2 separate regions of the Homo sapiens genome follow, and region 1 is linked to region 2. A link is a contact called in ENCODE Hi-C data. All regions are on one chromosome and are shown on one strand. The core of a region is the stretch at or near the end of the contact, and the rest is flanking DNA. Distances in the headings are between cores, read along the strand shown.

Region 1 (4,560 bases), core at 682-3,181, 1.4 Mb after region 2:
TTCAAAGACTGCTCCCATTAAAACATAGGAACAACACATTAACCCGAAAAACAGTAAAACATCAAACACATGTGACACAATATAGCACATCATTCATTACTTTCTGTACACTGTGCAGAAAGACACTATATAGCTAAAGTCAGTTCCTGCATTTTGACCAAACAGGACTGAGTCACTCTGCAAACGATGCCTGAAACCTCAAAGGATAACCAACCGCCTCTGACCAAAAGCCAGTCCGTCCGTCCCTGGAAAGGGAGGAGGCAGTTTTTCTCATCATACAGTAAGGTTTATTCCAGGAGGGAATAGAACTAAACATCTGCATTCCAGCACAGAATGTCTAACGGATCTAAGGACCTCCCACCCTAGTTCTAGTCTTCCAGAGTCAATTTAATACACAGAGTATCGTTTTCACCTTTCTTCCCCTCCCCAGGGTAAAAGTCCACACCCCCTTTTCCCATAAATGCATCTACACTGCACACTACTCAAATTGCGAAATACAATCATCTATCCTAACAAAAATAAGAAATAAGCCAGCATTCTACGGTGCATTTCTATTTTGTAAAACATGCTCCTTTCTTAACCAAGAGCCAATTAGCAGCCTTTACGGTGCTATTAATCTGGATTTCAAAGGTCGTTATAGGAAAGAGACGCAATGAAGAGGACAGATTTATTCCACTCCACAATTCAGACTGATTTTTTGGCTCTGGCGCAATAATCTCAGGGAATTAAATTTACAGCAATTAAAATGCACTAAATAGCAAGTATGGAATGCTCAAACGCAAGTGAAAACAGCAAAACTTTAGCTGTGTGTTCCAAGATTTCAGACTAAAAGGAGAGAGTGAGGGCGGCTCTTTGTCATGTACCCCAGTGAGTACTCGCAACAGGGACAGCATCAGGTTTCTTTCTCCCTCGCTCGCACCAAGTCCCCACGTAGCATGACACTTTCAAATCAGCTAACCTGGTGTATGAAGCATGGCCAGTCCTCCACCCACCTCCCCAGAGTGGGCAGGCGGAAGGAGAAGAGGGGTGTTTTCCTCCCAGTGCTGCAAGAAAGGAGCAGCCGGGGATGACACTGGCTCCAGCAGGAGGTAGAGGGAGGAATCAAAGGCGGGTCACTACTCTTGGAACTCGGTGACAGAATCGTTTGGTCTCCGGCCCCGGCTGCCGGAAGCAGGGCGGGGTGGGGCAAGACCTCCCCCTCCCCACGGGCGGACGGGCACGGAGGGCTGGGCGGAGAGGGGATCTGAGGTGTGAGCTGCAACGAGCAAGCTCCCAGGCCCCGGCCACCTACCAGCAAGCTCTCCACGTTGATGGGGGAGCGAGGGTCTCGGATCAGCGCCTCCAGCTTCCTCTGGCGGCTCGCGCCTGCCCCGTCCCCCGGCGCGGTCTCGGGGGCGCCGGGCATTTTCCCCGTCGGCGGGGGCCGGCTCATGCCGCCACCGCTGGACCCGCACTCAGGCTCCTCGCGCTCAGGTCCCGCAGCCTCGGGGCCTAGCACCGCCCCCGAACCACCAGCTCCGGCCGGGACTCCACCCGGGCCCACCGCCTGCCTCTAGCTCCGGCTTCGGGTCTCCAAGGCGGTCCCCCGCCTGGGGGCTGCTCCCAGGGGCCCGCCCGGCCCAGCCCGGCCCAGCCCGGCCCGGCCCTGCCGGGAGCGGCGGGGAACAGACGGCGTCCCCGCCCCTCAGTCAGATTCGCGCCGCCGGTCCGCTGGTCCTCAGCGAGTGCCCGCAGGAGTCCTCGGGCGGGAGCAGGGAAGTGGCGCCGCCACCGCCGCGGCCCGGACCGCCCCGCCCTCTGGGGCCCCGGGAGGCTGAAGCCCAGGCCTGGGCCACTACGGCCGCCGCCGGCCCGCTGCCATGGTCGCCGCCGGCCGCCTTGCAGTCCCTCAGCCAGCTCCCGGCGCACACACTCCCGCGCGGCCGCCCGTCTCCGGCCGCGCGCCGCCGCTACCCACAAGCCCCTCCGCCCGCAGCCGCCGGCGCGCGTCCCCGCCGGCCCTGCGCGCGCTCCGCCCCGCCCCGCCCCGCGCACCGCGCTTCCTCCCTTTCTTTCCCTTCCTGCGTCTGTCCCGCTCCGCTTTCTCCTCTGCGCCCCTTCCTCGCCCGCCCTCGCCTCCTCCCCCTGGCGAGGTTCTCTGAGGCGAATAGCCGGGCGCGCGGTCACGGCCGAGCTCCTGCTGGGGGAGGGGAGACGCACCCAGGCCGGGTCCTTCCGCGCGCCCCCTGCCCCTCCCGCCGGACCCCGCGGACTACCCCGCGGCCCCGAGGCGGAACCCCAGACGCCGGGCCCAGCGCACCGTGCGCTGGGGGGGAGCCCGGCCGCGCCCCCCGCCGCGGCCCCCGCTGACTCAGCGCGCAGCTATGCGGGCCTCGCCTCACCCGCGCCCAAATAATAGCGACCGAGCTCGGCGCCCGCGAGGGGCCGCAGGGCCGGGGGTTTCGAGGCGAGCCTGAGAGGGGGCCCTGGGTGTCTGGGATTCCGAATTAGCGGAGGCGGGTGGAATCCTAGTCCTGGGGCAGGAGGGCCTGGGATCCTGAAAGCGTTTCTGCCCGGCTTAGACACTAACCACTTCAAGAGAACGGGAGAGCACCGGAAAAAGGCTTTCCAGCCGCAGGCCTTCGCGGGGTCTTCTCCTTTTGGGGGGCGGAAGAGGGGTGGTTATCGGGACCGTTCCGCCGCATTCCTGCCCTCTCGGCGGCCGGTGCCATCGCTTAGATCCGCCCAGGGCGCAATCCGAAAATTATGTGCCAAGAGCTATAAAACCGTTCATAGAGCCCCTTTGACCCAGTAAACCCATTTAAGGAAGTACATTTCCAAGGAAATGATCCAAAGGGCGAAGAAGGGGGAGAACTTGCAGAAAGATGTTAACAGCAGGGCTATTCACAATGTTCGTGATGACCAAAACCTGGGAATGGGCCCAGTTGTCCAACAATTGAGTAACCCAAACAGGCGCCTTCACATTAACAGCAAGAATCCTGGCAGGTATGCAGACTGTGTCAAACATGAAATTTTGGCAAGTACATGAGAAGGTATATTAGAAATAAATGAAACAAAAAAAATCGTTTGTACACACTAAAACTATGTAAAATGAGCAGCTATAAGAACCAGAGAATACAGTACTTCTTAAATAAATGGGATTTTTTTCTGTAAAGATACTTAAGAACAAATTAAATTTCAAAAAATGGAAAAACCACTCCGAAAAGCAACAATCTGATATCCATTAAGTAATAAGAATGTTAAGAACTGTCTCCCTGGCATGTCAGAGATAAACCCGAAGATAGGGTGAAGCCCCAGCCCTGTAAAAGTTGCATTTTGATCCAAACCATTGGATTAGTTGGAGCCTCTTCTTTGGTTTTAGGTTAGTTAAAACCACCCCTAGCTGGACTCATGCAGGAAGAGGCCCCGATGATCCATCCAATGCAGCTTTTCCCTTTCAGATAGTAACACTGACTTCACATCCAGAGAGTCCTTTAAGTCTGTGTATTGAGCTACTCATTCAGACCTCCACAGAGGCCACCAGGAGAACAGAGGGAGCTAGACACTCCCACTTATGCATTGGAGCAAAATAATGAGATAATCTATGATTATGGATTATTTTTCTGATGACAAAATAATATGCAAGGCAAAAGGAGCACTCTGTCTAGCGGGGCGTGGTGGCCTGTGCCTGTAGTCCCAGCTCCCCCTGAGGCTGAGTTGGAGGCCTCCTCCATTGAGCCCAGGAGGCCAAGGCTGCAGTGAGCTGTGATCACACCGCTGCACTCCAGCCTGGGCAACAGAGTGAGATTGTCTCAAAAAAAAAAAAAAAAAAACACTGTGGTTCTCAGTTTCCAAATTAATTTTGACTGGTTGTATATTTGTATGTAGCTTGGTGGAATAACAGGAAGCCATGGTCCAAATACCGAACATGAAAACCTTATTTTAAGAGTAGTGATCAACAAGATATATATCCTGGGCATGTTCTACATATACTTATTTATATAGACCAGAAAAAGCCATGGTACAGAAGATTTTTACCCAAGACCTATCCCATTGTCTACCTGGAAGAAGAGAAAATGAATCTGTTGATATGAGTTAAACCTTTTTGCAGGATGGGGTAAGGGTAAGGAGGAGGTTAGTACAACAATTCTTGTTTTCAAAAGTAATGCACAAATGCATTCTTGTAAAAGTTCAAACGAACCAGAAATATATGGAACATAATCTAAAATTTACTGTTCTGACTATATTTCCACATACATTCTTATATCACTCAAGGCCTTTGGCCATTCTCATACATATGTATTATAGATACATGTTACCTTTTCCCCACAGACATGAAATTATACCATATCATGGTGTTTGGCAACTTGGTTTTTTCCCTTCATTACTAATATGTCCTAGAGGCGTGTCCATGTCTATAGGCAGAGATCTGCTTCATTCCGCTTACCTGCTGTCCTCTACTCCCCAGTTTGGATGTGCCACACTGTAATTATTCTCTATTCGAGAGCATAGTGGTTAAGAAACAATTGCCAAAATCCTGCCCCAAACACACACTTGCCATGTGACCCTGAGCAAGTTACC
Region 2 (4,609 bases), core at 2,110-4,609:
GAGATTTTCATTTCTGTTTTAGAGAGCTATTAGAGACAAACTAAACAATCCCATATTCAAATTGACAAAATAGACCCAATGTTTTTAATTACTACAGCTATGGTCTAATAACCTCAGGCTCTTCCTGTTCTTGTTTTTGGCTTTATGATTGGATATTTCTTCATTCATCCCCTATTTATTTTGTGCCTACCATGTATTAGGCTCAAGGACTTTCATCTTCTGCAACGGTGGGGGGGGTCATTTAAAAGAGCCCTAGCTATGCTACAGAAGGGAGGAGACTGGGCGCAGAACGCATGCCTGCAGAGGACTGCATCCATTCAGTAGACATTTGCTGGATATTTTCTATGTATATACCAGGCACCAGGAACATAAAAATGAAGGTGGTACAACCGCTGCCCTCTCTGGAAAAGCTCACACTTGGTGGAGACAGACACAAACAGGAAAGCCCATAAGACAAACATGGTGATGGGCAATGCAGAAGGCGCTGTGGATCCCACAGGACACCTTGTCCAGCCTAGAGGGTTGGGAAGGCCACCTGGAGGAAATGAGCCAGGCTGGAAGTTGAGTGGAGTGGGCCAAGCATGGAGGGAAGGAGCAGGGAATGCGGGGACGGTGCTTGGGAGTGAGCAGTAAGGGAAGTGCTGGGCCGCCAAGGGGAGGCTGAGCTCAGGAGTGTGGACTTTATGGTGAGTATAACTGAGTGACAAGAAATCTGTGTTTTATAAAGGCCACTCCAGTGGCAGTGTGGAGCCGGGTCAGAGGAAATAGAAGAAAGGCAGGTAGAGGGACACTGTTCCCAAGTCAGTCACTTTGGCACCACCCTGATGACTTGTACCCTATTTGGGACCATCTGTGCTGTTATTGACTAGCATTTTTCTTAAATTAGCGTGCTTAGAAAACATAATTGATTTGGCAGGGCGCGGTGACTCATGCCTGTAATCCCAGCACTTTGAGAGGCCGAGGCGGGCAGATTGCCTGAGGTCAGGAGTTTGAGACCTGCCTGGTCAACTTAGTGAAACCCCATCTCTACTAAAAATAGAAAAATTAGCCGAGCGTGGTGGTGGGCGCCTGTGATCCTAGCTACTTGGGAGGCTGAGGCAGGAGAGTCGCTTGAACCCAGGAGGCAGAGGTTGCAGTAAGCTGAGATCACGGCACTGCACTCCAGCCTGGGCAACAGAGGGAGATTCCGCCTCAAAAAAAAAAAAAAAAAAAAAAAGGAAAAGAAAAAAATAATAAATGATTTAAACAGGAAACTAGTGGTAAGAACAAACAACAGGCTGCATGGATCCAGTGCTGGGCCCGGGGTCAGAGGACAGAAACTGCGAAGGGCGGTCTCAAGTGAGGCTGCCGATTCCGGTCCCTGAAGGCCTTGGACCAGGGCACAGAGGAGGGACTGCTGGCTGCAGGAGGGCCCTGTGACCTCATGCTGCTCCTCACTTCACCTCCTTCCCTTGGCTTCCACGCTTCCATTGCTTCCGACCTCGGTGTCCCCGTCTTCTGTCTCCTCCACTGGCTCTTCCTCCCAGCCTTTCTGTGTCGGAGGCTCCTGGATCCAGCATGGGTCCCATCCTCTTTCCTTCCTGCCTTCTCATGGCTTTAAATGGCCTCTAGACGTGGGCGGCGCCCAGATGTGAGCTTCAGCCCAGACTTCTCCCTTGCACTCCAGCCTCGTACCCAGGAGCCCACCTGATTCATGGATTTTTATCTCCCATACATCTTGAGCTTAGCACGTCCAAAACAGACTCTCGTTCTCCCCCAAATCTTCTATGCCCCAGGTCTTCTGTATCCCAGGGGATGGCAAATCATTCCTCCAGTTGCCCAGCTGGAAACGCTGTAGTCATCCTTGATTCTCTCTTTCTCTCACACCCCATATCCAATTTTCAGACAATCCTGCTGGTCCCACCTTCAAAGCATATCCAGAATTCGGCCACTTCCCACCACCTCACTCTATTGCCCTCGGCCTGCATCATGGCAATGGCCTCCTACCTGGTCCCCACCACGCAGCAGCAGAGAACTATTTTAAAATGTGAGACCCTGTCACTACCCTGCTCCAAGCCCCTCCAAGGCGTCCCCACCTAGCCCAGAGGGAAAGCCACAGTCCTTACGGAAGCCGGCAAGGCCCTGCTCAATCCGCTCCCCTGCGCCCACTATCTCTGACCGCAGCTCCCGCCTCCCTGTGCCCCACCAGCCACCCGGGTCTCCTCAAGGGTCACAAAACACACCAGGGTCCCTGCCTCAGGTACAGTCCCACCTTCGTGGCCCCTCATCTCCTTCAAGCCTGAAAGCCTCGCTCCTCCCCGCCTCCCCAGGGCCTGCCTGCTTTACCTTCCAACCAGCCACACCATTTACTTGTTTTTGTATTGCCCGTTACCCCAACTAGGAAGGCGAGGAGTTGTGTCTGTTCTGTTGACTGCCCTGTCCCCGGCGTCTGGGGCCGCGCCTGTCCGAGGGTCAGGTCCGACGCTGGGCATGTGGGGACTCAGTGAGCGGACCCTGGGAAAGACGGCAGCTCGGGAAGGACAAGTGGGGGCCGTCGCGGTGGAGTGGTGCCCGGGGCCGGCCCGGGGCGCGCGACTGCACGGGCAGCGTGGGGCGGCCGCGCGGGGAAGTGGCGCCCGGGAGGCTGCGGGGCACAGACATCGCGGAGCCCCAGGGACTGCCGCCGAGGGGACCGCGGGAGCTGCGAGGGCAAGAAATCCTAAAAGCGCGCGGCCGCGGTGGGCCAGGAGAAGGGACATTCCGGAGACGGCTCTCGGGGGAAGCCACGGGACTCGGGCGTGACAGCCTGCGAGAACCGAGAGGTGAGACGCGCGACCGGGGAGCGCGGCGACCGGCAGAGGCGCCCCCGCCGGGCGAGCGCAGGGGCAGCGCGGGGCGCTGGGGCCGGAACAGCGGGCAATGTGGGCACGGGGCGCGGAGGCCTGAGTGAGCGAAGAAGGAGGCGGCTGTACGGCCGGGGCTCGTCGCGAAGGGGATGGCCGGGGACGGCGGGGACGGCGGGGGCGGCGGGGGCGGTGGCGGGGCGCGAGCGGGGGCGCTCTCGGTGCGCGCGGAGGTTGGCGGGTGCGCGCCGCAGCCGCAGCGCTCCCTCTCCTGTCAGGGCAGGCGCGTACGGCCGCGAGTCGGGCGCGCAGCCCCGGGAGCGCAGTCCCGGGCGCAACCTCGCGGAACGCGCGGCCCCCGCCCCCCGCCCCGCGCCGCTCGTCCCCGTCAGCCCCGCCCCGGCGCTCTTCTCGCCGACCAATCAGGAGGCGCGACCGGCCTCCCAGCCCCGAGGCCTCGCCCCCAGCCGGCGCATCGCCAGCCAATGAGCGGCCGAGCCCGGCGCCCAGTGCGCGCAGCCCGCGCGGAGCCGGCTCAGAGCGAGAAAAGCAAACCCAACCCGTCGGGGCCGCCGCTCCGGACCCGCAGCCGCCGCCGCCGCCTCCTCCCCCCGGATCGGGTGTACTGTCCCAACCCGAAAGTCCAGTTCTGCGGCCCGGCAGCGGCGAGCGGGCGCGATGACACAGGAGTACGACAAGTGAGTGAGGCGCAGGAGTCCGGCCGCCGCGGGGGGGCCGCGCTGAGGGGCCGCACCTGCAGCGAGCGAGCCGGGCGCAGACCCGAGGCCGCGCGGGCGGGCGGGCGCGGGGCGCGAGCCGGGGGCCGCTGTCCACTCCACGCCGCCACGGCCTTTGCCCCTTAGCCCTGCCGTGCTCTTTGTTCGGTCGGAGCCTCGGGAGGAGAGACCCTGTCCTCGGGGAAACTCGACACCGGAGGGGCCACCCTCCTCCCCTCCTCCGCGGCCAGGTTGGGTCCCCTCGGGCGCGCACCTTGGGGTCCGGGCCCCCGGCGCGGTCGGGTGCGGCGCGAGGTCGGGGCGCAGCCAACGCCCCCGGGCCTCCCCGCCCCCCTCTCCTGCCCGGTCGGCCTCGGGAGCCTGGTGGGGCTCGCGCCGCGTCGGGACAGGTGGACTTCTCCAGGTAATCTGTGGTCTCAGGCTCGTCACTCGGCGACCTGCTGGAACCTCCAAAACAGAAATGTAGGGAAAGGTTGAAGTGCCCCGATGTCCGGGCGTTTTCTTTTCCCTGGCTGGCGGCATGAGTGGGAAAACGGCTGTAGGAGTTATTTTGCCACTTGCATCATTGATGGTAATTACAGATTACCGTGTTTTTAGTGCTCGAGAGAATCAAGAGGATGAAACTTTGAAATCCGGGTGTTAAACGAGAAAGTACTGTACAAGCTAATATGCTTTTTAGAGTGTGTGATTTAAAAGCGTATTTCGACAAATGTGAGGTGGTAGTGTAATAAGGCATGGGGGATTAACTGGGCGAGGGAGTTTTCTGTATTTTCTTTGCAGCTTTTCTGAAAATATAAAATTGTCCTAAAAATTTTAAAAACTTACTAAAGAAAAAACAGGGAAATCGCACCAGGCCAGTCAGTATATTTCAGATCAGGAAGTTTAAGGCAGATAGGTACCCCTCCCAGTTTCTTAGTTATTTGTGAAGGATCGGTTTTTGTCAGTGTGTTCTTTTTCTGGATGAGATAGATATTTTGTATGGAGTATCTTAAATGGATTACTCTTATGTTGTAGAATATGCAGTTAAATTATTGCCTGAAACATATTTCA

The links. Hi-C counts contacts between places; a loop is a spot of excess contacts on that map. Pooled maps may share reads with other maps.
Region 1: a map of CD4-positive, alpha-beta memory T cell shows a loop between it and region 2 (17-fold over the local background). The contact joins the promoter of ROCK2 here to the promoter of GRHL1 in region 2. A Hi-C loop is called at or near these places in 2 of 168 maps with a recorded cell type or tissue (CD4-positive, alpha-beta memory T cell and naive thymus-derived CD4-positive, alpha-beta T cell), 1 of 37 single-sample maps with no recorded cell type and 10 of 50 pooled maps.

What each region holds. Positions count from the first base shown.
Region 1 is chr2:11,342,705-11,347,264 of GRCh38, forward strand. It overlaps ROCK2 (Rho associated coiled-coil containing protein kinase 2), which reads right to left and starts at 1,932. Exons shown (of 33, transcript NM_004850.5): 1 at 1,292-1,932. The coding sequence starts at 1,432. It overlaps LOC124907733 (a long non-coding RNA gene), which reads left to right and starts at 2,808. Exons shown (of 2, transcript XR_007086216.1): 1 at 2,808-2,985. RefSeq lists silencers at 1,247-1,976, 2,117-2,186, 2,257-2,416.
Region 2 is chr2:9,948,334-9,952,942 of GRCh38, forward strand. It overlaps GRHL1 (grainyhead like transcription factor 1), which reads left to right and starts at 3,360. Exons shown (of 16, transcript NM_198182.3): 1 at 3,360-3,520. The coding sequence starts at 3,501. LOC105373422 (a long non-coding RNA gene) reads right to left here and starts at 2,520. Exons shown (of 3, transcript XR_922784.4): 1 at 2,372-2,520. RefSeq lists silencers at 2,591-2,670, 2,821-2,870, 2,971-3,020, 3,111-3,650.